Regions from separate parts of the Mus musculus genome. Here region 1 is linked to region 2. A link is a loop called in an ENCODE intact Hi-C map of the cell type or tissue named here. Cell type or tissue: gastrocnemius. All regions are shown on one strand. Each heading gives the region's core, and the rest is flanking DNA. Links, peaks and the distances in the headings are about the cores only.

Region 1 (2,913 bases), core at 96-2,595, 49 kb before region 2:
TTGGTGTATACACTATACTGCAACCATGCTCACAATTATCTGTTCCACCAAAACATAAATTCTAACAGAGAGGATCCCACAAAGTCTATTTCAGAATATTGTCTATTCCTGATATACAACAAATGTTCATTGAGTTAAAAGGTGAATGAACTGTATATAAATTATTTCTACTAAGTAACTATGTCATTCTTTATCAATTAGCGTTATGACCACCAAGCAGGTCTTCAAAGAAACATTGGCTTATGGTATTACCACACTGAGTAATTAAGATTCTACTCAAAGGTGAGGAAAGTAGGGATGGTATATATAAACAGAATCTATTTTAGTAAGTGCTAAGAAGCATAGTTAGACTGACTTAACCTTTATTTGAAATATATTAACTACATTTTCCTTGGCAAACCAGAGAAAGCCTAAGTGTTGATATTTGTATCTTGAAAACCTTTTTAAAAAATCTATAGGTATAATAATAAGCTGGGGGTATAGTTCAGTGGTACTTCCTGGCATGTACCATGCTATCAAAACTAAAACAAAACAAAAGAAAACAAAAAGCATACAGAGAATCTTTAGAAAACCCAATTATTTAAAGATACAAAACACTGAGCAAAATGCTCTAACATTTGGCTGCCAGGAGAAGGTATGTATGCCTAAAGAAAACTTGGACAATAAGAAATTACAAATTATGAGATCATATTTGAATCCTAACTGGGTTAATCCTTCATCATCTGCTTAAAATTATATTTGTATGACTTTACAAGAAATCCTTCCACAAAGTTGTTGACAAAATAAAGCATTCTACGTCAACCAGTGAATTTCACTCCCTAATTCCAGCTCTAATAAACAGTACTGAGAAGAATAAGGGTTGAACATGCTGTTCTGAACATCAACGATTACAGGTAGATTTTATTCTCCATCATCTTAGCAAATCATGTCAATGTGTCCCGTACTTAATCTCTAAATTGAAGTAAACATGAAACACACAGCTGAGTTAATTCTGGAGTTTGGTGGCTGGATCCTAAAGAAGCCCCCAGGCGTGTATACTAACAGAGACCAGTCACCTAAGGGAATTACTGTGCGAGGGGGAACACATTAAATGTAGGCAAGTAATGATTCAGCTACAGGTACTCTGTACAGGTCACGCAGGGAAGTTTTGGAAATCCTTTTTTTTGTACTGAGCTCATCTAAAATGGAAAACAAGATGCTGTAAGCATCACACCTGTGTGATACTAACTGCACAATATGCTCCTTAAAAGCAAGGCAAATTCCACTCCACTCCAACTCCATGCTCTCAGAATAAGAGGAAAATACACATCGGTACCACTTACCTTACCCAATTCGAATCAAGCTACTTGTGAAACATTTCTGTTGCCAATCTTCTGGGTGCGTTTGTCATAAATAGGCATTTGCCTCTCCCCGGAAAAAAGCAATTGTGAGGGTCAGATAAGAGGGTTGACCTCACGAAGATGTCCTGGCCCCCCTATACCCGTCAACCGAAGGGGACAGCGTGGTTATCATCGGCCCAGAAAGCCCGACAGGAGCAGCAGGATGAGCGGATCCCACAAGGGCAGCCTCCCGCTGCCGAACAGCACGGCGCTTCTCAATACCTCAGAGCCTCATTCACCTCAGCATCTCGGTATCTCAGCGCCCTAGTACCTGAGCATCTCACTCAGTACCTCAGCGCCTTAGTAACTGAGTCTCCTCAGTGCCTCAGAACCTCAGCGCCTCATTTACCTCAGAGACTCAGCACCTCAGTGTCTAAGTACCTAAGTCTCCTCTGTGCCTCAGAACCTCAGCGCCTCATTATCACCTCAGAGACTGAGCGAGTTGGCGTCTAAGTACCTCAGCGCCTTAGTACCTGAGCATCTCACTCAGTACTTCAGAGCCTTAGTACCTGAGCATCTCACTCAGTACTTCAGAGCCTTAGTGCCTGAGCATCTCACTCGGTACCTCAGCGCCCAAAGTGTGTAGGCCAGTGCTCGCGAGGGCCGCACGCCGCGCCTAGGCCGGTGTCCCGCATTAGCTTCCCTTACAGTCCGGACCCGCAACCCGCACCTCGGCCTCCTGGGCCCTGCGCTCGCTCGCGGGGCGTCTTCTCCGCGCATCGCTTGCCTTCCACTTACCTTCGATCGCCATGATGCGCTCGCCATGGACCGCACCAACCACGCAGGGAGAGCGGGGGTAAGTGCTGGAGCTTGCTCTTCTTAGGCCTCGGGCCAGAGGGGCGGGAACGCCCCGGGGCCAGGCAGCTGGGCCTCCAGGAGCTGGGGCGGGGCGGCGGGGTGGGGTCGAAGCTCCGGAGCAGGCGGCGCAGGAAGCGGAACCTTCCACGGTCGCGCACCGTCGGCACGTGACACCGCCCCGCCCCCGGCCCCTCTAGGCCCCGCCCCTCGCAACAACTATAGTTTGGCCCACAACCTCGACTTAACCCATTCCCATCTACCTTCCCAGGCCCCGCCCCCGAAATATCCACAACCCCGCCTACCACCCTGACCCGCCACGCCCGCCTCTTGCTGGCCACGCCCTCACCTCCCCCAACCCCCTCTCCCCCAGCCAGTGCAGGGTCTCAGGCGGGCGTTCCCAACAGGTGCAGACAGAGCAGAGAGCAGCCTCAGCAGCCAGCCTTCACCAGGCTTCCAGAGCGGCTGGACAAGCGGTCAGGACCACGGACAGGTCTCCGCACCCAGGAGGTGCCAGATTCCCTCTCAGCGAAGATCTATTCAGTTTGGTTTGGTTTGCCTGAACACTCACCTCAGATTTCAGCCAGCCAGTAGAGACAGCTTCGTGGCACAGCAAACCAGAAAGAGGGATCGTGAGGATAGTCTCTGTCTCTCCCTCCTTCCCTCTCTCTCTTCAGCCTCATTTCTAATGTGACCCAACTCCACAGGAGCCTGATGCCTCCTTGGAGGAACGAGTTCC
Region 2 (2,913 bases), core at 297-2,796:
GCATTTTGGTTGTCAGTGAAGTGTGACAGATGTTTCAGCCTGTGAGTTGCTAGCTGAGCTGAGCGTTTTATAATATCCGAGGAAGATGGTTCGTGCTCTGGCCTGCTTCCCTCCTCTTCTTTTGAAACTGCTTCCTATTCAGGTGTGTTGGGGGTGGGGGTAATTCCCCGGTACTCCTCTAGCTGGTGGTTTTCCTTAAGCCTCCCTGCCAAAGATCTCTCCTCTGGTTGCACCTGCACGAACCCCAAAGGCAAACAATTTAAATCAAAACAAAAGTGTTTTCTGAATGTGTACCCAAGTGGCAGCAATTATAGCCTTTTCAGAGACACGCAACAGTCTGTCTAGACTAGAGTATCAGGTTTGGGTGGAAATCCATAATATCACAGAGGTGTCCCCGGAGTGTGAACCACAGCCCACAGAAACGGGCCCTGGAAGTGATTTGTGGACTCCTGGGTTCCAGCTGGATGCAGAAGCACCTTTGGATTTAAGCCTAAGCAAGGGAGTACTTTGCCCCACTCAATAAAACGGAAAGCTTAGTAAGGCGGGAAGGAATGGTTGGTTATGTGTCCTCATTTGCCAGCTGCAATCGATCCGTTTCATCCACCAATCAAAATACGCAGATACTGAATTGCCCAGGTCACCTCTGCAACAGCCATGGGACAAAAACCTCCCTGATTTGACAGGAAAAAAAAAAAAAGGCAGTTCTGTAGATACTGTGCTATTAATAACATTTATACTCAAGCTGACTAACCACTCACTCAGTGTTGGTAATGTTTAAGACCTAAAATCTTACTTGGGTGCGATGGTGAGGCAGAAGGATAGGAAGCTTGGGCTACAAAGCAAAAACAAATCTCAGAAAATAAAACCCAACTGAAAGGCTGTAAGATCTTGTATTAATTCCTCTGTGTGTGTGTGCCCGTGTTTAGGCCAGATGCTGATGTCAAGCATCTTTCTTAATTATTCTTTATTTATTTATTTAGATTTATTTTATGTGTGTGAGTATACCGAGAACAGGGCATCAGATCCCATTTACAGATGGTTGTGAGCCACCGTGTGGTTGCTGGGAATTGAACTCAGGACCTCTGGAAGAGCAGTCAGTGCTCTTAACCACTGAGTCATCTCTCCAGCCCTATTTTCTACCTTATTTTTTGAGGGAAGGCCTCTCACTGACACCTGGGACTAGCTAATCATGGCAGCCTGACTGGCTAATGAGCCCCAACATATCCTTTCCCTCTCCCCTGTCCCTCCTCCTCAGTACTGGATTATAGGAGCAAGCCACCATGCCTGTTTTTAATGTGGTGCTGGGGATTTAACTCCAGTACTCGCCAAACATGGCAAGCACTCTGCAGATAAACTATGTGTGCTTTACTGATGAGCCATCTCCTCAGCCAGCCCCATATTCTGGCTTTTAAAATGAGTACCTTTTGGAGCCAGAGAGATGGGTCAGTGGTTAAGAGCACTTACTGCTCTTGCAAAAGTCCCATATTTGGTTCCCAGTATCCACATCAAGGTGTTCACAGACACCTATAACTCCAATTTCAGGGACTCTGGTGCCCTCTTTTGGCCTGTGCAGAAACCAGCATACATACAGATACCCACACATGCATACATAAATAAAATGAAAAGAAACTACCAAAGACAAGGTGCTAGAGAGATAGTTCAGCATTTAAGACTACTTGCTGCTCTCGCAAAGGCCCTGGGTTTGTTTCCCAACATCTGTATGGCAACTTACAATCATCTATAACTCCAGTTACAGGGGGCACAACACACTCTCCCGGCCTTCATAGGCACCTAGCATGCACATGGGGCACATACACATACATCCAGGTATAACGTTTGCATATACAGATGGAAAGTGAAGACACTAAAGGCTTACGATCTAACAACGGAAGCTGGCAGTGCCAACTCCAAGGGCTACCTCTCATTTAGTAAACTCTTGTGTTAGGTTAGCTTAAGAAAAGGAGAGCACACCTCTGGCGTGCCAGACTATCATGACAGTCCTCTCACTGGGAAGGGAGTTGAAGTGTTCTACCATTGCCACTGTGGTGCTGCCTCAGCGGTTACTGGGAGACAAGCTGTTTGCAGATGGTGACTTAACAGCACCGGCCAGTGAATGACAGAGAGCCATGCCAAAGGCAAATCATAGGAGGACGAAGAGATGTTCTGGCTGGGGCTGGGAGGTGGGCAGCTTCACCAGAGAAAAGGTTGGGCACTCAACAGACAGATACATCCTGATCCCTTCCCAGGATAAGCTAAGAAGACTGGATTGTGTGCTGAGGACAAAGGGTACCCACTCTCGTTGTGAATCGGGAGGGCGATAATCACATCTATATTTTGGGAACTCCCTGAGAGCATTTCTGTTGCTAAAACAGAATGTGCAGAGCTGGATCATTTATAAAGCAAAGAAGTTAAGGTGGGGGAGATGGCTCAGTGGGTAAAAAACCTACTGTACAAAGACAAGATCCTGAGTTTGAGCTCCCAGCACGTGTGTGGCAGTGATATCTGTAATCCTAGAACCGGGATTGGGAGACAGGAAGATCCTGGGGGGTTACTGTCCAGCCAGTAAAGCCTGATTGGCAAGCCTCAGGTTCAGCGAAAAGTCCCATTTCAAGCAATATGTTAATAAGCAAAGTAGATTACAATAGAAAGACCACCTAACATTGGGCCTCTGTACATAGACACGGGGTGCCTGTACTCACAGATGCACAAAGACTGCGCACACATGCATTTTTAAGAGGAAAAGGGCATGTTGGCGTTCCCTGACTATGATAAACTACTTTCTGCTCACAGCTTTAGAAGGCTCAGTCTGTGGTAGGACTTTGGGCAGAAGAACATCTCCAGGTTGTGTGGGAGGGGTGGTGATGGTAAGAACACACCACTTCCTTTGTGTTGGCCTGGAAGCAAAGAGGAAGG

Evidence for each region. A loop is a pair of places that touch in the nucleus more often than their neighbours do. Peaks named below come from ENCODE experiments on the same cell type or tissue, not always from the same donor. Only the 100,000 strongest peaks of a DNase experiment are listed, where the experiment ranks them.
Region 1: it touches region 2 in a loop (2.5-fold over the local background); 6 of 42 quality-filtered maps call a loop at or near these places.

What each region holds. Positions count from the first base shown.
Region 1 is chr1:193,033,506-193,036,418 of GRCm38, forward strand. It overlaps Syt14 (synaptotagmin XIV), which reads right to left and starts at 2,270. Exons shown (of 8, transcript NM_181546.3): 1 at 2,118-2,270. The coding sequence starts at 2,130. In gastrocnemius, for the core only: no CTCF peak of the experiment used is centred there; DNase peaks (open chromatin) are centred at 1,620 and 2,361; H3K4me3 peaks cover 814 bases.
Region 2 is chr1:193,082,670-193,085,582 of GRCm38, forward strand. All of the region lies in intron 3 of Gm31406 (a long non-coding RNA gene), which reads right to left. All of the region lies in intron 2 of Gm39747 (a long non-coding RNA gene), which reads left to right. Among named protein-coding and RNA genes, the nearest start is that of Gm31406, 12 kb to the right of the region's middle. In gastrocnemius, for the core only: a CTCF peak has its summit at 1,540 (motif pointing left); no DNase peak of the experiment used is centred there; H3K27ac peaks cover 690 bases.